Regions from separate parts of the Homo sapiens genome. Here regions 1 and 3 are each linked to region 2. The links are chromatin loops, found by intact Hi-C in ENCODE. Cell type or tissue: ascending aorta. All regions are shown on one strand.

Region 1 (8,000 bases), 52 kb after region 2:
AGCAGTCACAGTTTTGCAGAGCAAAACATTTTTAGAAACTGAATATGTGTGAGTTCTATATAAAATGAATGTGTTAGTAACATCCATCTGCTGATCAAGGAGGCATTGGATCTGGTACTAGAAGGTGAAATTGATTGTAGCTATCAAAGCATTTTATCAATGTAAGTCAAGAAAAAAGAAGAAAACTGTGAACCTCTGATATTTTTAACATAAAAACTGTTCCCAATGAGTGTTCTCTTGCTGATTTTGTGTTAATGTTATTGTCTATGATTTTTAAGCTAATGCTAATATAAAATCTAAAATTTCAACATGATGACAACAATTCCTGTAGCCTGTTTTTACCATTAGGATGTTTTTGAAAACAGATGTCATCTTAGAAATTATATTTTTAAGTGCAAATAAATCATCCTGACTTGAAAGTCAACACATTTTATTTTTCATTCCGTAGTATCACAGAATATGCTGCATTTAGATACAGGTTTAATTTGCCAGATTTTCTCAAAATTCTGTATTTTTATATTGCTACAACTGGTTTACTTAACATGCAATTGAATTGTTATTTAAATAAATTACATTTGATGGAATTGGAGTCTTATTCTGGTTGGTCTACATGTGGAAGCAGTACACGACATCTGTTTTGCTGGTCTTTAGTTGTCAATGTGATATAAACTTGAATTTTTGTTTCTTGGTAAGACTTTTTTTAAAAATCATAACATACAGTTATGAAGGCCCTTCTCGGTACCAAGTTCTTGCCCAAGTCCTGGGCATGAAGAGATAAATGGGATGGTACAGTTGTCTCAAGGAAGGATTGCCTTTTATATCATCTTTTTGTAATTTATTTAATAGCTCAAAGATTAGCTGCTGACATGTTCAGTTTAAGGAGGAATCTTCAGCATTCAGGGTATAGCACAGTGGAAGAAGTAATAGGCTCTGGGAATCAGGAGATCTATATTTGAGGCTGGCTTTGGCTAGACTGTGGCCTGTGCTCCCCCTCCCTAGCCATTAACTTCTCTGAACTTTGCCTAACACAGCTGTAAAATGGGGACCATTCCACTACTTTATTCACCTCTAAGGAGGATCAGAGAAGGGGGTATGCAAAACCACAAAGGGCTAATCCAAGATTAAATTCTTCCCCTCCTCCCCTATGTGAGATAAGGCAAACAGATGTCCATCACAAACCAGTTGTTTCTGTCAGAGGGTGGGTTTTCATGATGTGATTCAGTAATCGCGGTTCTTTCAGTCTTGTGGCTCTGCTGTCTTCACACATCTGCTAAGGTCACTGTGGTCTTTTGCATCAAGCTATTGAAGGGGACAAAGCATGGAGGGGTGTGTGAGGAAGGTGGTACATATCTGTTTAAGTTCCGTTAGCTAGAACTCAGTCACTGCTTTGCCTCATGACAAAAGAGGCAGAGGAATATAGTCTAGCCATGGGCTCAGGAAAAAGAGGCAATGGGTATGGTGAACAGTTAGCTTGTCTCTGCCACATTCCCACTTGGGCTGGGTCCACTGTGATTCTCCCAATGTGTCCCATGCCTTCCTGCTTGTCTTTCCTTTGTTCTTTGGCATGAGAAGCTTGATAGATTTATGAATGCATCAGTTACAACTCAGTGTAATCAACTTGAGCTTGTTTAAAAACAAAAACTTGAACAGCTATCTAGTAAATGGATAAAGGGTGCCTGTGGAATTCAGGGGCAAGAATGTGGGAGATACTCAGGAAGTATTTAAATTCAGAATAGAAAAGCTTTAGAGACTTGGAGAATATTTCTTCTGTCTCTCCTGTGCTTCCTGAAGAGACTTGATGGGAGGAATATGTCCACAACAGCAAAGGCTTATTTTCCTCTCATGCTCCATCTCTATTTCAGGCCAGGGAGGGATCAGCTCCATATTATCCTCACACAGGGCCCTGGATTGCCAGAGACTCCACTATCTAGAATGAGAAGAGGAAGGAGGCATGGTGTATATAAAATGGTCTTGTTGTAGGACTTTCTCCTTAGTTCTGTTAAAAGCCGGGTTCTTGTTACACTACCTTGAAAGATTAGGCTCACAGACACTTTGAAGGGTGAGAACGGCAGGGTTTATTAGGTGAAAAGGAAAAAAAAAAAAAAAAAAAAAGAGGAAACAGGGATGCTTGGCAAAGCAAGAGTCCTGCTAGCAGGCTTCCCGCCTCACAGATTGAATCCCATGTACCACCTCGGAACAGGAGAGGCCAGGCTCTTCCCCACTGCAAATAGCGTGAACTTCCCGAGGCTCCACCCCAGTGTATGCTCCACCCCATTGTATACTCTTCCCAGTGCCCAGGCTGGTTGGAGGTTCTCCAGTGACCCCTTTTAACTGGCTGTCTTAGTCTTACAGCTTCCACCTGGAAGTGACATATATTTCATGTCCAAAGCAAATGACACAGCTTTACCTAACTTCAACTGAGCAGGAAAGTACAATGCTAATGTGTCTGGAAGAAGCACCAGAAGTAGATGGTGAGTAGCACAAATGACTATCTTTCTGGTTGCCAGATATCTGATTCACTCTTTTTCCTACACACAAAATACGCTCACTTCTCCACCAAGGGATGTAACAACAAAAATCCCTTCTGGGGCCAGGCGAAGTGGCTCATGCCTGTAATCCCAGTGCTTTGGGAGGTTGAGGTGGGCAGATTGCCTGAGGTCAGCAGTTCGAGACCAGCCTGGCCAACAAGGTGAAACCCTGTCTCTACTAAAAATACAAAAATTAGCTGGGCATGGTTTCAGGTGCCCGTAATCCTAGCTACTGGGGAAGCTGAGGCAGGAGAATTGCTTGAACCCAGGAGGTGGAGGTTGCAGTGAGCTGAGATCGTGCCATTGCACTCCAGCCTGGGCAACACAGTGAGACTCCATCTTGGGGAAAAAAAATCCCTTCTGGTTGTAACATCTCTGTGGCATGCCCTCTTGTCTTATTTTGAATCCAAATGTGGCTCCAATTGATCTGGACACCGTGGGCTTAACAGTTATTTGCCCTCAACACACAATGTATGTACTGGTTTCTGTGGTTTGAATGTGCCCAGTAAAACTCATTGAAATTTAATTGCCATAGTGATGGTATTAAGAGGTAGGACTGTGAAGAGGGCCCATCCTCATGAATGGATTAATGTTATCTTGGGAGAGGGTTTGATATTGCAGGAGTGGGTTTTTGTGAAAGCAAGTCTGGCCCTCTCTTGCTCTCTTTCCTTCTTGCTTTCTTGCACTCTCTTGCCCTTTTGCCTTCCACTTTGGGATGACACAGCATGAAGGCTCTTACCAGATGCGAGCCCCTTGACCTTGGACTTCCCAGCCTCCAGGACTAAGGAAGAAATTTGTTTATAAATTACAAGTCTGTGGCATACCATTATAGCAACACAGAATGAACTAAGACACTGATTGAACAGAAGTGGGATAACCACAGTGAACACTCCCATTTAGAAGATGAAAAGTGAAGCATGGGAAACCACAGTGAGCACTGGTCTGTAATGATTCTGAAATCTCATGTTTTGAGCTTCCATATCTTGAGAATAGAGAATGTTCTTTGATTGGGCCTTGAGCCCATTTCCTGGAGTAGTGCTCTTGTTCATTAGTCTCTGTGGCATCTGGGTTCACCTTCTGAGAGATTTTTTTTATTTTCTGTGATTTTTCTTTGCCATATCTGAAGAGACTGTCAAAGAAATTGCCCTCCCCAGGAGCAGAACAACTTTCTCAACCTTTCCTGCCTCACACTGGGGCCAAAGGATCATTTTAAGTTTCAAAAAGTCAGCCTTTTTCAGTGCAGGTGGTTCTTCAGTAGTACAATTTTCTAAAAAATTTATTCTATTTGATACAGCATCATATGCCAAATAACCACACCACAGTGTGTCTAAGACATTACTCATTCCTGTTGCCTTAATTAATGAAACTTAATATTAACTTGAGCCAATACCATCTCTGGACTGATTTCTGTATTAATTAGAATGGGCTAGCATATGCAACAGTAACAAACAGCCCCACATGTCTCAGCGGCTTAAAATAACAGTTTTTTTCTTGCTCACACTACATGTGCATTTTTGGTCAGTAGAGAACCTTGTTCTGCACTGTGGAGGCCATTGGACCCTCACCATCTAGGATTATACTCATTGCCATGGCAAAGAGAAGTTTGGCAAATTGCATACTGGCTTTAAAAAAAAAAGAATGCCTTTATTGAGGTATAATTTAAATACCATTAAATTTACTCCTTTTAAAAACAGGTCTACATTTAGTAAATGTGTACTTTTGTGCAGCCATCACCATAATCCAGTTTTAGAACGCACCTATCACCTCAAAAAGTTCCCTCTTGTCCCTTTGCTGTCAATCCCTAAACTCAACCTCTTAGGCCCAGGAAAACACTGACCTATTTACAGCTGTAATTTTGCCTTTAATACAAAATTTACTTTGTATTAAAATACAAGATAATGAGTGGTATCTCATTGTGGTTTTTGATATGTATTTTTCTTTTTTCTTTCTTTCTTTCTTTTTTTTTTTTTTGAGATGGAGTCTCGCTCTGTCACCCAGGCTGGAGTGCAGTGGTGTGATCTTGGCTCACTGCAACCTCTGCCTCCCGGGTTCAAGTGATTCTCCTGCCTCAGCCTCCCAAGTAGCTGGGATTACAGGCATGCGCCACCATGCCCAGCTAATTTTTGTATTTTTAGTAGAGATAGGGTTTCATCATGTTGGCCAGGCTGGCATCAAACTCCTGACCTCAGGTGATTCACCCATCTTGGCCTCCCAAAGTGCTGGGATTACAGGCATGAGCCATCACGCCAGCCTGATTTGTATTTTTCTAATGACTAATGATATTGAGCATTTTTCACGTACTTTTTGACCATTTATGTATTTGCTTTGGAGAGAAAAAGCTATTCAAAGCTTTCGCCCATTTTAAAATTTGGTTTTCTTACTACATCTTTATCAGATACGTGATTTGCAAATATTTTGTTCTGTGATTTGTCTTTTCATTTTTTTGATAGTGTCCTTTGACATAAAAGTTTTTAATTTTTGTGAGGTCCAATTTATCTGTTTTGTTTTTGTTTTTGTTTTTGTTTTTTTGGTTGCTTGTGATTTTAGTATCATATCTAAAAGTCCATTGCCTAATCCAAGGTCATACAGATTTATACCTATGTTTTCTTCTAAGAGTTGTATAGTTTAACTCTTAAATTTGGATCTTTGATCCAGTTTGAAGTAATTTGAGTATATGATGTGAGGTAGAGGTTCAACTTCATTCTTTTGCATGTGGATATCCTGTTGTCCCATCACCATTTATTGAAAATCACATTGACTTTTAAAGCTTCCATCCAGAATTTTCACATGGATCACTTCCATCCATATTTCATTGGTCTAAGCAAGTCATGTGGCTATGCCCAGATTCAAGGAGACAGGTAGGTACAATTCTACCCATCTATCCATGGTTCTGAGTTCACATATTAGAATTCTGTGACCCTCTTTCTCAGTACAGGTTACAAGTCCTCATAGGGGGAGTTTTTATTGGCCTAGCTTGGGAGAGGTGTGGTGACCCTCCCTTCAAACAATTGTAACTAAGAGAACAGGGTCATTTGGAACAAACATGGCTGCTGGAAGTTCACCCTATGGACTGGTGAGTGGGATAGTTAAGGGTAAGTGGTCATTATAACCCAGGTAAGTTACCCCCAAAATATCATCTATCATTTGGAATCTAACTCTGGTTTAGGTTACTTGAAAAGTGATCCACAACTATATGTTCCCTGATGACACTTTTGTTTGCAAATGTTGATTGAGTTCCTACTATTTCCTGTCAGACGGCTCCAGGCACTTGGAAAATACTGGTGAATAAACAGATTGTGTCCTTCTTGGAGCTTATATTCTAATGGGATGGGTCAGGCATTACACAATAAATGGGATAAGTAAATTATATAATGCAGGGGTTGGCAATTTAAGGCCCTCAGGCAGACTGCCTATTTTATAAGTAGTGTTCTAGAACACAGCCATGCCCATTCATTTGCATATTATCTACAGCTGCTTTCAAAATACACCAGCAGAGTTGGATAGTTGCAACAGATATCTAAGGCAAACAAACTTAAAATATTTACTATCTGACTTGTTAAAAAAACATTCACTGACCCCTAAATAATCTGTAGAAGGTGATAGGTGCATTTGGAAAGAGAAAAGGTATCCAAGTAAGGGGACCTGGGGATGCTGAGGTGGGGAAGGATGTCAGTTGTAGTTTTAAAAAAGATGGTTACAGCTGGCTTCATCAAGAAGGTCAAGTTAGAGCAAAGACTTGACAGAGGGGAGGGAGCTAAATTGATATCTGGGGGAAGAGCATTTCAGGAAGAAAACAAAAGCCCATACAAAGGCTTTAAGAAAGGGTGTGCCAAATGTGTTCTGAGGACATCAAGGAGACCATGTGGCTGGCCTGAGGCACTGAGGGGACAGTAGCAGGAGACGAGTCACATAGGTGGTTAAGTACTGACGAAAGTCAGATTTTACTCTTCTTGCAAGCTAACAAGGTTAGCCTGCACAGTTTTGTGGATTCTGGCAGAAGACATGAGAATCCTGGGTCAGAGAAAAAAATGCTTTATTACTCATGGCACAACAAGCGTCATGAACACTGGCACATTTGTGTCAATTCCCCTTGCCTGCCAAGTCCCACAAGGGTGATGTGGAGGGGCTCAGGTGGCTGCTGCACCCTCAATGGGTTTGTGTCACAGCAGAGGAGCCTCTCAGGGAACCTGAATCTTTTTTTTTTTTTTTTTTTTTGAGATGGGGTTTTGCTCTTTCTCCCAGGCTGGAATGCAGTGGTGCAATCTGGGCTCACTGCAACCTCTGCCTTCCGGTTTTGAGTGATTTGCCTGCCAAGGCCTCCCGAGTAGCCGGGGTTATAGGTGCCTGCCACCACACCTGGCTAATTTTTGTATTTTTAGTAGACACAGGGTTTCACCATGTTGGCCAGGCTGGTCTCGAACTCCTGACCTTGTGATCCGTCCGCCTCGGCTTCCCAAAGTGCTGGGATTACAGGCATGAGCCATCACGCCTGGCCAAACCTGAATCTTTTATAACAGACTGCAAGCAAACTTTCTTGCCCTTTCCTCGGAAGATAGACATTCTCTTTGCCTCACACTGAACAGTAAGCAAACCTGCCTTCTTCTCTGGGGGGAGACACTATATCTTACAAAGCTGCTCATTCCAAACAGTTTTGAAAAGCTAGTCTGGAACAAAGCCAGTCAGTACCTTTTCTTTGAGGTATGCAGAAAAGCAAGAGACCTATAATATTGTCTCTGAATGGCAGGTTTATAAGTAATCTTCAGAATGTAATGGGGCCATTTAAAAAACTTTGACTTTTACCCTGACTGAAATGAGCAACCATTGCAGTTTTCAGCAAAGGAGTGGCATGGGCTAACAAGTTTTGAAAAGACTGGATATTGAGGGTAGAGTGAGGTGGATGAGGTAGAAGCAGGAGACGAGGCCATCACAGTGACCCAGACCATAGTATGATGTCTGGGGTTTGGGCCTGAATGACCAGAAGGGTGGAGTTGCATCAGCTGAGATGGGCAAAGTGGCAGACTGAGCAGGTTTTGGAGGAATGCTCAGAAGGCATTATGGACATAATGAGTTTAAGATCCTTATTAAGGATCTTATAAGACATCTTGATGTTGAGAGGGCAATTAGATAAATGACACTGGAATTTGGAAAAGAGGCTTGGGTTGAGATAAAAAGTTGTGAGTCTTTGGTATGCAGATGGCATTGAAAGCCATGTGACTGAAGACTTATGAGAAAACCTCAGGAAATGCCTCCAATATTTCATCAGTAATTATGATTTTGGGTGAAATACATGTTCTGTTCACCCTCAAAGCTGAATTAAGCCTGCTAAGATTCAGATTGGATAAAATGTAATATAGATGAAAAATACTAAGCACAAACTTAAAAATGAGGTCTTCTGATAAAACAATTAGGGCCTTTGTCTGGCTTTTTGTAGACTTCCATATAGCTAAAAAAGGCAAAGTGTCATTTGAGCTT
Region 2 (8,000 bases):
ACTTTGCTTTCATGTTTTAAAGAATGAAATTGAAGAGGTTGGTGGGATGGAAGCTCAACTTCAAATACTTACCAAGTTTATTTATTTTTATTTCATTTTATTTATTTATTTATTTAGTTTTTGAGATAGCGTCTCGTTCTGTTGCCCAGGCTGGAGTGCAGTGGCATGGTCTTGGCTCACTGCAACCTCTGCCTTCCAGGTTCAAGCAATTCTCCTGCCTCAGCCTCCTGAGTAGCTGGGATTATAAAGAATGCACCACCACACCCAGCCTAGCTAATTTTTGTATTTTTAGTAGAGACGGGGTTTCACCATGTTGGCCAGGCTGGTCTCAAACTCCTGACCTCAAATGATCCACCTGCCTCGGCCTCCCAAAGTGCTGGGATTAGAGGCATGAGCCACCGTGCCTGTCTCATTTATTTATTTTTTTTGAGATGGAGTTTCACTCTTGTCGCCCAGGCTGGAGTACAGTGGTGCAATCTTGGCTCATTGCAACCTCCACCTCCTGGGTTCAAGTGATTCTCCTGCCTCAGCCTCCCGAGTAGCTGGGATTACAGGCATGTGCCACCACACCCAGCTAGTTTTGTATTTTTAGTAGAGACGGGGTTTCACCATGTTGGTCAGGGTGGTCTCTCACTCCTGACCTCAAGTGATTCACCTGCCTTGGCCTCCCAAAGTGCTGAGATTACAGGCACTTTGAGCCTGTAATCAGCCACCACACCCAGCCTCATTTTATTTTTTTGAGACAAAGTCTCTATCGCTCAGGCTGGAGTACAGTGGCGTGATCATGGCTCACTACAGCCACAAACTCCTGAGCTCAAGCATCCTCCCACTGCAATGCCTGTAGCTGGGATTACAGGCACACACCACATGCCTGGCTATTTAAAAAAACTTTTTTATAGAGACGAGTGCTCACTCTGTTGCCCAGGCTGGTCTTGAGCTCCCGGCCTCAAGCATTCCTCCTGCCTCAGTCTCCTAAAGTGCCGGGCATGAGCCAAACATGCGTGCTGGTTTATTTCTTATCAGCAGTTTTGTTTGCCAAATCATCCTACTGCTCATTTACTTATTGAAATATTTCCCTTTTGCAAGTCGTTACACAAAACATTTTAGAGATGGCTTTAAAGAACAAAATCTCTGTCAATCATAAGTGATTAATATATAATTTTCAAAAAAGGATAAAATCATGACTCATATAGATACAAAAATGAACATGTTAAGGATTTTATTTAATCACTGATTATTAATTATAGATGAGGACATTTGGCAGATGTTATAACAGGTTCAAAGGAGAAATCAAAACAGAACAAATTTCTGTGAAGTAAAGTACTGTTGAAATTAATATGCAAATTCAGGAAAACTAACTTATTCCACGGTCGGGGAGGGAAGTTAGTTGAACCTCTACTGGCCAGGACAAAATTAACATGCCTATAGACAACAGTTATTTTGCACTGCTATTAGTTACCTACGATTTACAGAGTTGTAATTTCCCTGAGAATCAGAATCTAATTACCTGTAGAGGTCTCCTCTAGAGTCTCAACAGTGCATGGTTTTCCAATGAAGCACATTTTTTTCCTATGTATAACCAGCCTGTCCTGTCTCCAGAATCCACACACAGACACACACACAGACACACACACACAGACACACACACACACACACACACACACACACACTCCCTTCGGACAACTTGCTGATCGTAAAGCTATAGAAATTCTCTGTGCTTTTTTCTTGATCTTTAGTTCATCATCAACCAAGGTGGATCTCAAGAGTGGCCTCGAAGAATGTGCTGTGGCATTGAACTTATTTCTAAGCAACAAATTTACAGACGCCTTAGAATTGCTTCGCCCCTGGTAATTTACTTTGTCTCTTTTAGATAAAATATCTTTCAGATGTTTCTGATGATTCTTTGATGTCATGCTTGTAAATTAATTTAGCTGTTCCCATCTGAATATTGATAAGCTAATTTAGTTCAGACCTCTTTACTTTGGTCACTTTTAAAATTCAATTTAGAAATCTGAGTTTTCAAATATAATTAATAGAAAATTTCTGATTGTTTTGCATATTTTAATCTCTCTTGTTCAGATATTGTCATCTTATAAGTAGTTTTATAAGGCTTCAATTTTGCTTTCTTCAGTGAAATGTTTTTATGTTTGTTCCTTTTAAATATTATTGAGAAAATTTTCCTTTGAAATGGGGAGGGGAAAAACCAGAATATGCTGATCTCAATGCTATTAAGAAATTTAAGATAAGAAGACTATTATTGGGGTTCTCTATTTGTTCGAAAAACAAGCAATTTAATTTCAATTAATAGTACCTGTTAAGTTTTCAGATGTGGCAATAAAACCTGTGCTTGCCTGTTTACTCGGCCTTTGTCTTGACAAGAATAATCGTACATTGTGCCCTCAAACACTTGCTTAGATGAAGCTTAGACCTCATATGATAATTTCCAAGATTACTTGGGCATAAAAGTCGGCAATCTCGTTCCTTACTTTGAGTGGTTACCAGGGTGACTGGACTCTGGTCATGTGAATCTTAGAGATTGATTGACCTGCTGAGGAGCTGCTATGGTAATTGTGTTAAGATTTAGAATAGCTGTAATCAAGATGGGTCAGCTATTGTTTCACAGGTTAAGAACAAATGATGAAATCGATAATGAAGCCCTGTAGTCTAAGGAAATTTTCCAGTGTTGTCTTCAATATTTGCCTCACAATCTCCACCTTGCCTGTCCTCTGCTTTTTTCCTTCTGTCCTCCTCTGTCCCTCAGACTTCTTTGTCTCCTGTCTCTACCTCCTTTTGTCTGCTTGTCTTTCCCTCTCTCAGTCTCTCCTTCTCTTTTCTCAGCCTACTTGCCTGTCTTCTTTGGGTTTTTAAATGCTTTTATTGATGAGCCATAGTTGTACCTATTTTTGGAGTACATGTGATAATTCCTTACCTGTATACAGTGTTCAGTGATCGATCAGGTTAACTGGGTTATCCATCACCTCAAACATTTATCTGTTCTTAGTGTCAGGAACATTTATAATTATTCTCTTCTAGCTATTTTGAAATAATGATAAATTATTGTTAATTATAATTTCTCTATTATTAAATACTAGAAGTTATTGCTTCCATTTAACTGTATTTTTGTATCCATTATCTCCTTTGATTTTTATTCAAACGAGTCTTTCTCTGCCACTGACACACAGCTGGTCATAACATGGAATGAAAATAGGTGATTTAGTGTTGTGTTCAGTCAGGTTAGTCTCCGATTTTTGTACATGTTTCAGTGTTTAAATGGCTCACGCCTGTAATCCCAGCACTTTGGGAGGCCGAGGCAGATGGATCACCTGAGGTCGGGAGTTCGAGACCAGCCTGACCAACAGGGAGAAACCCTGTCTCTACTAAAAATACAAAAAATTAGCCAGGCATGGTGGTGCATGCCTGTAATCCCAGCTACTCGGGAAGCCGAGGCAGGAGAATCACTTGAACCCGGGAGGCGGAGGTTGTGGTGAGCCGAGATTGTGCCATTGTACTTCAGCCTGGGCAACAAGAGCGAAGCTCTGTCTCAAAAAAAATTAAATAAATAAAAATACTTTTCCCTCACTTGAATCATTTTTTTTTTTTTTTTTGCTTCTTGAAAGAGCTTTCAGTTAAAAATGTGAGGTTTGAAACCACAATTAATGATTAACTTTGGGCTGCTCTGATTCCTTGTGGTTCTTTTGAACAGATAGTGCCCTCAATGTTCAGGACAAGCTGCAAATTACCAAAGGATGTTTAGACTATTTCCATGGAGGCAAAGAATAATGTGGCTTGCATTTGTTTTGCATGGCAGCAGGCTGTTATGCATTAATATTTAAATTAAAAACAAAACCATGCATTACCATTTTAAACCTTATAAATAATTAATACAGCTTAAGAAGTTTTGAGAAAATAAATGATGTTCTCATAGCCCGAGAATCTGGATGTCTGCCATCTATTAGGACTAGTTCTAGTTAACATCCTTAAGAATCCTGAAGCAGTTCTCACTGTAACTTGATGATTTGAAATATCAAGAACTTTAATCAGGAACTTCAGATAATGGGATTAGACTAGATACAAGGTCTGACAACTACTTTGGTCATGGCTCTTGTGACCAGCCTAACTTATTCCAAAATCTTGTTTGCTCTTGGCCTTTGGCTGGCGAGGAGAGGGATTATTTTATATAAGCCTTTATTTTTGAAAAAATATATCAGAATCTCTCTGTCAAAAAATACATTTCCAGCGGCCTTTATTTTAGCACTTATTTCAGAGCCAAAGGCCGTGTGCTGCCCCTTTTTCAACAGAAAACAGTTTGCTTGCAATCTGCCTGCAGGCTGCCCTCTTGTGTTGAAATAGGGAAATGCATATTGTCCCCTTCAACCTGGAACATTTTGTTCTGCCTGTGTGGGTTTACATTGGAAAGTCCTTGGTACTTGAGTTTTTAAGAGGTTACTTTTCACCACCCATATAATTTCAGTGATTATGGTGAAGGAATAAAGGTTACTGTGCAAGTCAGGACATGCATTTACTAGGATTTCTTATGATCAGTATTTCCATTGAATTAAAATGTCTGAATTCCCTGTGTTCTTCCCAGGGCTAAGGAGAGTATGTACCATGCCTTGGGCTACAGTACCATTGTGGTGTTGCAGGCTGTCCTGACCTTCGAGCAACAGGACATCCAGAACGGCATTTCTGCCATGAAGGACGCTTTACAAACCTGCCAAAAGTATGACGAGTCATTAAATACTTAAGATGTGACTGCAAACTTTTATGCCTGTGTGACAAAAATAATGTCATTTGCCTGACCAAAAGCTCTGTGTTTGAAATTGGCCACAGTTACAGAAAAGAAATTCAGCCTCGAAGCTGAAGGATTCCCATTTGGCATCTACATATTCCACTTTTCTTTTTGATAGCCTGGGGTCTGAGCTACAGAGATCTGGGGGGGATTTCGGGGGGATTTCAGTGGGATTAGCAGCAAGCATCTCTCAATGTAGATGACATTAGGTACTGCATGCCAAACCAAGCCACACAAGGAACATTCTTGTTTTAAGTGGGAGATGCAAATTCATGAGGGAATGTTTTATTTGTTTAAGAAGGACCTGTTTTTGAACACTTTTGTTTGGTGAAAATGAGATAGATTTTTAGTTTTATTTTAAGCTTTACTTTGTGTGTATAGGAAGACCCTATCAAAATTTTTTTCAAGGGGTAAGTTATTTTGATATCTTTTAAAAAATGATAGGTGTTTCACAGTATGGAAGATGCTTGGTTTGTGGACATTTAGGAATATTCAAGAATCCAGGAATGGCTGGCTGCAGCACCCTGATCAGATGGATGGGAGGAAATGACCCCTGTTGCTGTCAATTGCTTGATGTGCCCCCCATAGGACTAGGGCAGAAGGTTCATGATCAGAAGGTTAACATGGGTGAAATTACATCCTGATGTAATTGTGTTGTAAGCTCCTCAAATGAAGAGAGCTTCCAAATATTGCACTTTAACTTCATTTTTAACCTGTGGAGAATTTTACCACAAATACTGATTTTAGTTATAGGGATAAGGGAAGGTACTTTGGAGGTTAGTTTTCATTGGTGTGTGTGGGTTTCCCCACGTGGTGTTCAGTAGCACAGACTGAGTTCCCACAAATGGCTAGCCAGTGCTGCATGTAGAGTGTTGGAAAAGGATGATCTGTGTCCTATAGACTTCAGGGTTTAGAGTTTCAGCTTTTTGACTCTTTGGTGTGATAGTGACTGAAATGAACGTCAAATGAAAATGAGCTCAGCCTGATTTTTTTTTTCTATTTTCTATCTCCCTTTTTATTTATTCAATGTAGATACAGGAAAAAATACACAGTTGTAGAATCTTTCTCAAGTCTTCTTTCTAGAGGATCCCTGGAGCAACTGAGTGAAGGTAAAAGTCATTTAAAAGATCACTTTTTTCCTTGATTTTAATAGTTAAATGATCATCTCATAAAATTCCATCCTGAAGTATATAAAGTAAATGGAATGTCTTTTTCTCTTCCCTATCATACTCACCCTCTGGAAGAAATCATTGTTAATAGTTCATTTTGAAGCCTTTTCTGTGTACATACTCAAATACATAAATAAGGTACACATAAGGTTTTTGTTGTTGCTCATGGATTGTTCATTTTTTTTTTGCAAGCATAGAATCACATAATAGGTGTTGTCCTACAATGTGAATTTGACATTGACACTTCCCCAGATCGTTACATGTGAGTGTTTAACAGCTGTGTGGTATTCCATAGGATTGATATACTGTACTTTACTTGGCTTTTCTCTATGGTTTTTATTTTTTCACTGATATGAATAATGGTGTCCTAGAATCCTTATACATATGGATTCATGCATTTTAAAAAGTTATTTCATAAGATAGATTCCTAAAAGTGGAAGAACCAGGACTGACAGTTTGAAAACTTACAATATTTATAGGTATTCCCAGTTTTTTTCTACATATAGGTCAGTTTATATTCTTAGCATTCATCTTTGAGAGTTTCAGTTTTCCACAAGCTATTAAACATTTTTTTCAAAGTGAAAGTAATTTTGATATCTTTTAAAAATGATAATGTTTCACAGTATGGAAGATGCTTGGTTTGTGGACATTTAGGAATATTCAAGAATCCAGGAATGGCTGGCTGCGGCACCCTGATCAGATAGATGGGAGGAAATGACCCCTGTTGCTGTCAATTGCTTGACGTGCCCCCTGGGACTAGGGCAGAAGGTTCATGATCAGTTCTGTCTTTTCAGTGTTACACTCTAGTCCACAATAGTTTACAAGAAAGGAGCATCTAAATATTCCTGTAGAAGGAAAAAAAAAAGTCCTTCAAATGTCACTATTGTAGAATAAAGCTTTTGCCATCCCAGGAGAATCTGTGCCTGTATTGCCATTGTCAAACATGTTCTCTGAAGAGGTAACACAAAATACTAGAATATACCATACTAGAGAACACAAAATACAAAGCTACTAGAAGTAGCTTTGGCTGATTAGAGCAAGAGCAATTCTGGATATTGCTGTCAGAGTAGTTTCTAATGGTCAAGTGTATGTCAGACATATTTTTGAGTGTGTTTTATTAGGAAGTTTTGTTTATTTTGTTAGATGAGTATTATCAACTTGTTATGGACGTTGGAGAACTTGGGAACATTTGCATGATGTGAAGCTAGAGTATTGATTATAGGAGAGGAATTATGAGACATTTCACATCTTTGGGACTTATTTCAAAGGGGCATGATGTTGACCCCAAAACCATGGTCAAACAGAATGGCATTTCATTGGTCATTCTAGGCAGCTGAAACCCATCATCTTTTTCTCCAGAAACTGACCTCCAACTATTTGTAAGAATGTATTTATCCTCTTGACTTCGGATAGAATGTGTCTGCATATTTTCCATCTTTGAGCTGCTTATGTAAATTAGTCCCGTTAGACCTAAAGTTCACTAAAATGGGTTAATGAGAAATCAAATAGGCCCAAAAGAAATTGAACCTTTTTGTTGTATTCTCCTTTCTGTTACTCTCTCTATGGTTTCCCTCTAGTGGCCCATTGACCTCTGCCTCCCTTTTTCCTTTTAGTATGAAGGCTGATATTTGAGATTTTTTTTAGCTGCATTTTGGCATGAATGACATGGTATTTTTTGTATGAGTATAAATAATAATAATAATTTGGCCGGGTGTGGTGGCTCACACCTGTAATCCCAGCACTTTGGGAGGCCGAGGCGGGTGGATCACAAGGTCAGGAGTTACAGACGAGCCTGGCCAACATGGTGAAACCCCGTCTCTACTAAAAATATAAAAATTAGCCAGGCATGGTGGCGCACACCTATAGTCCCAGCTTCTCAGGAGGCTGAGGCGGGAGCTTGAACCCAGGAGGTGGAGGTTGCAGTGAGCCGAGATCGCGCCACTGCACTTCTGCCTGGGTGACAGAGTAATACTCTGTCTCAAAAATAATAATAATAATTTGAAAAATAAGATGATAATGCTCCTTTTTTTTTTTTTTTTTTT
Region 3 (8,000 bases), 97 kb after region 2:
GTTGAAAAAGGTTTAAAGATTTTATATATATGTAAATATATATATCAAATATTTATGGATGAAATGATACAATATCTGGAATTTGCTGGAGGGAAAGGAGGTATGCATTGGCTGTGGGTTCATGAACATTGTAGCTGGGTCTTGAGTGCTTCATATGGGTTGATAGTATTCTTTTCTGTATAGTCAAACATTTCTATAACAATTTTTTTTGAAAATTGAAGTGTACCTATAATCGGGTTGCAGTCTTTTTAGACAGGCTTGGCAGAGTTAGGAGGCTGACGACGGTCAGAGAAACCAGACTGCAGGGAGGAGCCACCTGTTTTGACTACAGAGGCTGTCAGGGATCTTACTTTTGGAGACGCCATCCCATATCATTCCAACAAATGCAAATGCACCCACGTTATGGTGATGAATGTCCTTAAGGAAATAGTATTTGAGTTGATGTAATGTTACATTTGATAATCATTTTAGATAAATATTTATTCATTTCAATTATGTATTTTTTTAAAAAAATTTTGGAATAAATACTTTTTATAGTAGGTCTCACCATTTTCATATGCTGTTGACTGAATAGCTGGAAGGCCACAGGCACTGTGTCTAGAGCAGCTAGTGGATAAAACAACCCTGAGGCAGGACCCTTCGAGAGTTTCCTGTTGGGGAAAGAAGCGGAGTGGGTACCACCCCCATTCAGACTCAGCAGGAGGGCTTGAGGATTCTGGCACTTGCTCCCACTCTAACTCTGCTTTTCTGGATACCCATGGGCACCCAGTGGGGAAGGAGAGAAATGGCTGCTGTGTGTGTTACCTGAAAATCCCATTTCAGCTATCTGATGATTTAGCCTGCTCCCACCCTCAGCTGCAGTCCATTTCCTGAGTTCTGTGGTGGATAGAGCGCGTACCTTTCCTTTCTAATTTCTCATGGGACAGTCCAGCTGTTGACGCACAGCCAGAAAAGAGAGCCTGTGCCTGGGCGACTCCGCAGGGATCTGGGCCTGGGCAGAGCTGCTGCTCCCAATGCTATGGTACAGCTGTAGAGGCAGTGGTGTTATGGGGCAAAGAGTGGGCTCAGAGTTCCCAAGGAAAATGAGGAGTGGTAGGCAGAACTGACTCGTGAGCACCTGAGAAACACTTTCTGGAGAACCTCAGAAGAAACTCAGGGCAATTTTGGAAAGGATTGGGTTCCTGTGTCAGTAATATGAGTAGGTCTGTTGCTCTCACACTGAGATTTAATGTTGGTGAGACCTCATATGTATCTGGAGATTGGTGAGGTTGGGGCATATTCAGGTTTTCTCACTGACCTGTTTTCCTGCCTTCTTTCCTTCTAGCACTCAGCGCTCATTCATTCTTCAAGAATGCTTCAAAGTAGACATTAGATTCATAGATATATAGTTTTTGTGCCTTACTTTTAAGTTCTTCCTGGATCTCTAGGGGGACTGTGTATATAAGACTGTGCATTGGGAGCACTGACAAAGGGGCTCCTAACACTGCCTGGGGAGGGGACCTGGGGCCAAGGAAAGCTTCAGAGAGGAGGTTTGAGTTGAGTCTTAAAGGAAGGATAGAAGTTCAGCAAGTTCATGGGAGGTGCAGCATACCCTGGGTGCGTAGTTTTGTCTTAACAGCAACTGGAGCAATGAGCATTTGTTGAAAGTTTAGCAGGTGCTTGGCATTTTCCTAAACAATTTACAGGCATTCTCAATTTGATCTATCAGAATCCATAGACTAGAAGGTGCTTTGCAAGTAAATGTTGAGTGGAACTAGATTTTGGCATTTGCCCTGATTTTATTTTTTTGACCCTTTGCATGGCTTAACTGAGGCATTACTTTTCTGTCACCTGTCTATACAATGGCATTTTATACCTCTTGGCCCTGACATGCTTACACATCTGTGTTTTATCAATTATCACCTAGCCCACTTTTTTTTTTGGCAATTAACCACACTGTCTGCATACCTCTTAGATAATGGAATTTTTCAAGTACGTGTGTTTTTCCTCCAATAAGACTGTAAGCTCCTTTCTTCTTTTTTTTTCTTTTTTCTTTCTTTTTTAGGATTTCTTACCATTTTGTAAAATTTTATCTGAAAACTATGGAGCAAAAGAGTGTGATTTTCTGAGGCACAGAACAAAAACTTCACGTCTTACGCGGCAGCCATGTGGTATACATCAAGTGCCCAGTTTACAAACTCTAATATAGAATATATTTGAAAAGACTCCCAGCTAATCCACACTGAGAATATCTGTGCACTTTTGGGGGGATTTTGGCTGGGCGTTTCTTTTCCGGAACAGGTGGTGAAGCTAAATTTGTTTGGTGTGCCTGACATACTTGGAGCCTTACATTAAGACTTCAGTGGCTGTAGTAAACGATTCCTCCCTTCTTTGTTTACAGGGAATTGGGACTCTCTCTGGGGTGTCGGATTTCGGTTTCTGCCACTGGGCAGGCTGGAAACCATTTCTGGACTACATTCTTCCACAGTCACAAAAAGCTGGGGCTGTTTTGGCTTGGAATCCTTGTTGCTTGGCTGTGAGATGTGGCCCCTAGCTCTGCATTTGGGTCAGAATGGATTTTAGTAATGTCTTCAGAAATGAAAGAAACAGGCACAGTTTCTTCACAATCCTCCTGTTTGCATTAAAGTGCTTTCTCACAGTGTTTGTGTCACAAGGTGGCAGGGAGGAGGTGGTGAGGGCATCGGCAGGGGTGGGGTGTAGATAGAAAAACGCGTAAAGAGTGCTTACTTGCTGGATTTGAAAATCTTTCAGGTCTAAAACCAGATGATTTAGGTTTTGTTTGTCCATTTCAACTAAATCAAATGAATGTTCCCAGAGCGGCTTTGGGATGGAAACGGAGGCTTTCCTGCTGAGGGGGAAATGCCTGCTTAGGTTCTCGGAGTGGGCTAGCCTGTAGGACCAGACCTGATTCATTCACAGTGTAGATCTCCAAGTGACTGCTCTCCAATTTCAGGCTCTAGGGTGCTACTGGGAGCTGGGCTTTAGAAACGCCTTAGGTGAGTGGGGTGAGAGGTGACCACAACCAAAGAACCTTGGTGCTACCACAGTGGACTTCAACTGGGAAGTGTCCCTGATATGGTGTTATCACCGTGGGTGGTTTACAATTGTTGCTTCCCACAGTAAACCTGAATCCAGCCCTTATCTGCCACTGTCAGAATTGTACTTGGGTAGTTCAGTTTTGCGGCATGCTCCTCCATTCTTCCGAATGTTTATTAGTGTTTTTATTCACAATTGGGACACGTGAACTTTTAGTGTAAGTGGCACAGGCTTGTTTCAGACCTCAAAGAGCTAAAATTATTTTGCATTTAGCACTTTCTCTGGGTGTCAGCTTGACCTCCTTTTGTTATACTTTAACCTTTTGGTTTTTGCAGGCAGTACTGTATAGTCAGTAAGAGACTGGGCTTTGGATTTACACAGATTTGAGTTCAAATAACAGGCTCTGTTATTTATCAGTGTTGCGACCTGGATAATGAATTAGTTACGATGCAGATTCAGCTGTTGTAGCAAAGGCCAAAGTAAAGTGGCTCCAATAGGATAGAGGTTTGTATCACCCTATACACATTAGGGTTTATGTGACAACCTCACAGTATCTAGTTTCTCATTGCTCTTCCACCTTCAACCCACAGCATCTGTTTTGTGGTCCAAAGCAGAGCTCCAGCTCCCATCACCAAATCTGCATCTCAGCCACTGGGAAGGAAAGAAGAGAAGTGGAGAGCATGTCTCTTTATGGGACAAGTCAATGGGTCACTTTCAGTCACAGCCCATTGCCTAAGACTTAACTCTATGGCTGTTATGAACTGAATGTTTGTGTCCACCATCCAAATTTATATGCTGAAGCCTTAACCCCTAAAGTGATGGCATTAGGAGGTGGAACCTTGGGAGGTTCTTAGGTTTACATGAGGTCATTAGAGTGGGGTCCTTATTGATGGGATTAGCTCCTTTCTAGGAAGAAACCAGAGAGTTTGCTGTCTCTCCATCTCTCTCTGCCTTGTGAGAGGACACAGCAAGAAGACTGCCATTTGCAAGCCAGGAAGAGAGCCCTCACCAGGAACCAAACTGGCCAACACGTTGATCTTGGACTTACCAGCTTCCAGAACTGTGAGAGATAAATTTCTGTTGCTTAAGCCACTCAGTCTACGGTATTTTGTTATGGCAGCTCAAGCTGCCATAGTAGACAATGCCATTGTAGACAATGGTCCTACAAAGGCGTTGAGAAATGTTGTCTTTAGTCTGGTGGTTATGTGCCCAGCTAAAACTCAGAGGTTTATTATTAAAATAAGAAGAGGATAATAGATTTTAGGAGACAACTGCCTTCTTGCACAGATGAATTATTTACATCTTCTGTGTCTCATCTCCTCCATCTGGAAAATGAGATAATTCTTGTAAGACTTTTAATATGGTACTTAGGACATAACTATTCAAATAACTATGAGTAAAGTAGTAGGTTTACTTGGATGCTTGTCTTTTGTTAGGGTAGTTTTTATTAAACAATTGTTTTTAGCTAGTATATTTGTTTTATAGCTCTATCCCCAGGAGATGATTGACTGTATCACAAGGGCAAAGTGATCTGCATTTTGCGTCAACCTAGAGTTTTCTCTGCTGGCATGAAGAGCTGGACTTGGAGGGTTTGTGAGGGTATTGGAGACCTTGCACGCTGTGAGTCTTTGCTATTTCCCCCTTCATCTTATCAAGAATTGCCTCATTTGTAGCCTTTATCAGAAATGCCATGATTCGGGACTCGAGTTTCTGGAAATTAGTAGAGGTGTTGATTGCTTGTGAATCTCAGGGTCAGAAAATGGTTGCTAGAGCTTCTAAGAAGGAAAAAGGCAGCTTCTTCAACCTTGTGAAAACTATTGTGGCCTTCAGCAACCTGTGATGAAAACTCACATTTGGAATTTGAAAAAGCTGAAGTCATATTTCTGAGTTGCTCTGATTTCTAGAGAAAATCAGTTGAATCCGAGGACTAAATGTGAAATCTATTCCTCCTTCCTAAGTGTTTTCATCCACTTAAGTTGATTATAATATTGCCGTCTATTTTCATTGTACAAGTTCTACATTTAACAATTAAAGATTTATTCACATTGAACTTCCTTGAGACACAGGTCAGTCTGCAACACTAGTGTAGGTTTACCAACTGTTGCCTGGAGCTGTAGTCTAAGAAAACAAGGGCCCACTGGTGGGACCTTATGGGTTCAAGGCAGCCTCTGTAGACTTGCATGTGTAGGAAAGAAAAGGTGAAAGCCAAGGAAGGTCTCCCCAACCTCTGATAGGTATGGAAGCAGCTGGCCTATAAGGCTGCCACAGGACTAGTGGTCAATTATGATCTTGCTCAAATGAGTTGTTTTCCAAACCATCTATTGTGAAATAATTTGGTTATTCTTGTAACCTGTGAATGGTCCTACAAAGGAGTTGGGAAATGTTGTCTTTAGTCCTTAAAAATTCCTTAAAAATTGAACATTTCTTAAACATTGAAATAGAAAAGGAAACAGTAGATTATTTCACAGGTAGCATAGAGAAGAATAAACTGTTTATTTTAATTATAGATCTCTATAGATGTATGTGTGTGCTGAGTCATGTAAATGTTCTTATTCTGGGTCAGGGCCAAAAATTTGAAAGATCTTGATCTAGTATAAGGTTTGCCAGTGTTGTCACTGCCAAGATGGTTTTCTGTGGTTTGTTTTTATTTTTCCCTGATCTTAACAAAACTATGGTGACTAGAAGATAGGCATCTGTCTATTGAAATCTATATCTCACCCTTTCCCAAGATTGGCTGACATATTCCTAAAGGCTAGATAGCATAATCAATTCCACTCCACAAATAATTGTTGAACATGAACTGTGTACAAGATACTGTTCTAGGTGGTGTGGGAGGTACATAATATCCCTTGCTGCTTTCCAGAGGCTCGTAAACCAGTGATGGTGGCAACAGATAAAGGAATACACAACCAATTCAACCACAAGACTGACCGTAATAGAGATTATATAATAACTAACTTTGACTGAATTATCATAAATTAATATTCAAATTTTAACCAAGAAGTAGACAAAATAACCTTATTGTCAAGATATCAATTATTTTGTGTGAAGTACACTTTTCCATTTTAGGAGTTAAGAAATTTGGTGCTGGCGAAGGTTTGGTAAGATGAGTATTCATGCATTGCTGATAAAAATGTAAGTGGGTATCATCTTATGTCTTTTTGGAAAGCAATTGGTTGGCATTAATTGGCTTAAAATATAGTCTTTGTAATAATTCCACTTCTAGGAATCTATCTTAAAAAAGCAAAGATTTGGAGCAAGATTAATGAGCAAAGATGTTTACTGCAGCTTTATTTTTTAAAGTAAAAAGTTAAAAATCACTAATGATTCCTACAAGAAATCTATATAAGAGGATATTACACATTGCTAAAAATCACATTTTCAAAAACTATGACAGTAGAAAGTGTTTACTTTTAAACAGTAAATCTTAGTAGGGTCAAACATTGAACAGATAGTACGATCATAATTCTGAAAAAAGAAAACCCAACATATTTGTGCATAGGAATAAACTAGAAGGAAACCCATTAATATTATGTGTTTAATCTCTGAGTTGTAGAATTTGGGTGATTTTTGTTATCTTCTTCAGAAGTTTAATGTAGTTTATTAATCTTCTACAATACAAAATTTTCTGTTTTATAAACAGAAATAACAAATACTATTTTATAAAACCTGTACAAATTACATTAATTCCAGCATGCTAAATTGAACACATTATTTTTAGTAGAGCCTTTCAAGGATTATAATTATGTCCTTTTGGATTTACTGGGTAGTCGTAATATTTACCTCTTTCCTTCACTTTGCCAGTGGGAGAGATGTTTGCTATGGCAACAGAAATGACTAGAACAGTCATTTATTTCCTTTTCTAAATTTAATTTTTAGGAAGAATTAGAATGTGAAATGTTTTCCAAGTAGTTGACCCCATCTGCATCTTCATTTACATTTCCTAGAGTCCATTGGACCTAGCCTTGCTAGGCCAGGGCTAACTCCTTCACACTCTGTCGTGGAATAAAAATGAACACTTCGACTAAACTATGGATGTATTTAATTAACTCATCCATATTATCCTTAGTTACTCTCTATGCAGGGCAATTCTGACCCAAGAGAGACTAAATTTCCTTTGAAAGAGTAATTTATTTTTTGGGAAATAACTGTGACTGTTTATTGAGTGCTTTAGTATCATGCCTAAAGTTTAGTGTAATTTCCTTCTATTATCTCATTTAATTCTCACAATAACCCCATTATATGGTTCCTATTATTATCTCTGTTTTGTATACAAAGTACCTCATATATAAAGAGGTTAGGTGACCTGTCCAGTGTCATATCAATCATAAATGCCAGATGTGAGCTGTAAGGCCATGGGAGACATAGACCAAGTTCTTAAACTCTAAGCTACTTAGCATTCCTGTGTGTTCCCTCTTATGCCCACTGAGACCCACTGTGACATTTGAGTACAGGCTAGGTAATCATTTTTAAGAATTCCAGTGTCAGAGGAGACTTTCTATCATGAGACTGTTGCTATAATGACTAAATTATTCTGAATTGATAAGGAATGCCAGATGCCTGCAGGTTCATTCTATTAAAATTTGCTTTGCATATTTCTGCCCTAAACTCAGTGAAACTCATGTTTTAATCTCCTTGCAATTCCAGGGGAAATAAAAAGCAAAATCATTTTATTGCCAGTAAAAATCTTCTAGGTTTAGTCAGAGCAAATTATAATTTCTGGTGCTTCTTGACTCATTAGTTCTTCCAGATGGTGCATGTAAACATGGCAGGAGCTGCAAAGAGTGTGAAGGCCGAAATGTAAATCAAGCAATAAGTATTCATTATAATTTGTGTGACAAATGGAAAGCCTATAAAGCGAAGCAGTGCATTGCTCGATCAATTTCATCCCATTACTCTTGGGATCCCCCAGAGACTATTTTCGGAAACAGACTCCCCAATTTTGTCAAGGTCAATTGTCATTA

The links. Hi-C counts contacts between places; a loop is a spot of excess contacts. Peaks named below come from ENCODE experiments on the same cell type or tissue, not always from the same donor. Only the 100,000 strongest peaks of a DNase experiment are listed, where the experiment ranks them.
Region 1: it touches region 2 in a loop (5-fold over the local background); 4 of 110 quality-filtered maps call a loop at or near these places.
Region 3: it touches region 2 in a loop (1.9-fold over the local background); 2 of 110 quality-filtered maps call a loop at or near these places.

Annotation. Positions count from the first base shown.
Region 1 is chr9:15,156,206-15,164,205 of GRCh38, reverse strand. It overlaps TTC39B (tetratricopeptide repeat domain 39B), which reads left to right. Exons shown (of 20, transcript NM_152574.3): 20 at 1-584. LOC124902123 (a long non-coding RNA gene) reads right to left here. Exons shown (of 3, transcript XR_007061423.1): 3 at 1,213-1,299. Among named protein-coding and RNA genes, the nearest start is that of TTC39B, 150 kb to the left of the region's middle. In ascending aorta, no CTCF peak of the experiment used is centred here; DNase peaks (open chromatin) are centred at 4,735 and 6,625; H3K27ac peaks cover 4,903 bases.
Region 2 is chr9:15,207,986-15,215,985 of GRCh38, reverse strand. TTC39B (tetratricopeptide repeat domain 39B) reads left to right here. Exons shown (of 20, transcript NM_152574.3): 4 at 1,737-1,847; 5 at 4,589-4,720; 6 at 5,822-5,898. Among named protein-coding and RNA genes, the nearest start is that of TTC39B, 95 kb to the left of the region's middle. In ascending aorta, a CTCF peak has its summit at 4,324 (motif pointing left); DNase peaks (open chromatin) are centred at 4,325 and 4,695; H3K4me3 peaks cover 1,089 bases; H3K27ac peaks cover 6,348 bases.
Region 3 is chr9:15,110,849-15,118,848 of GRCh38, reverse strand. No RefSeq gene overlaps it. Among named protein-coding and RNA genes, the nearest start is that of TTC39B, 190 kb to the left of the region's middle. In ascending aorta, no CTCF peak of the experiment used is centred here; no DNase peak of the experiment used is centred here; H3K4me3 peaks cover 545 bases.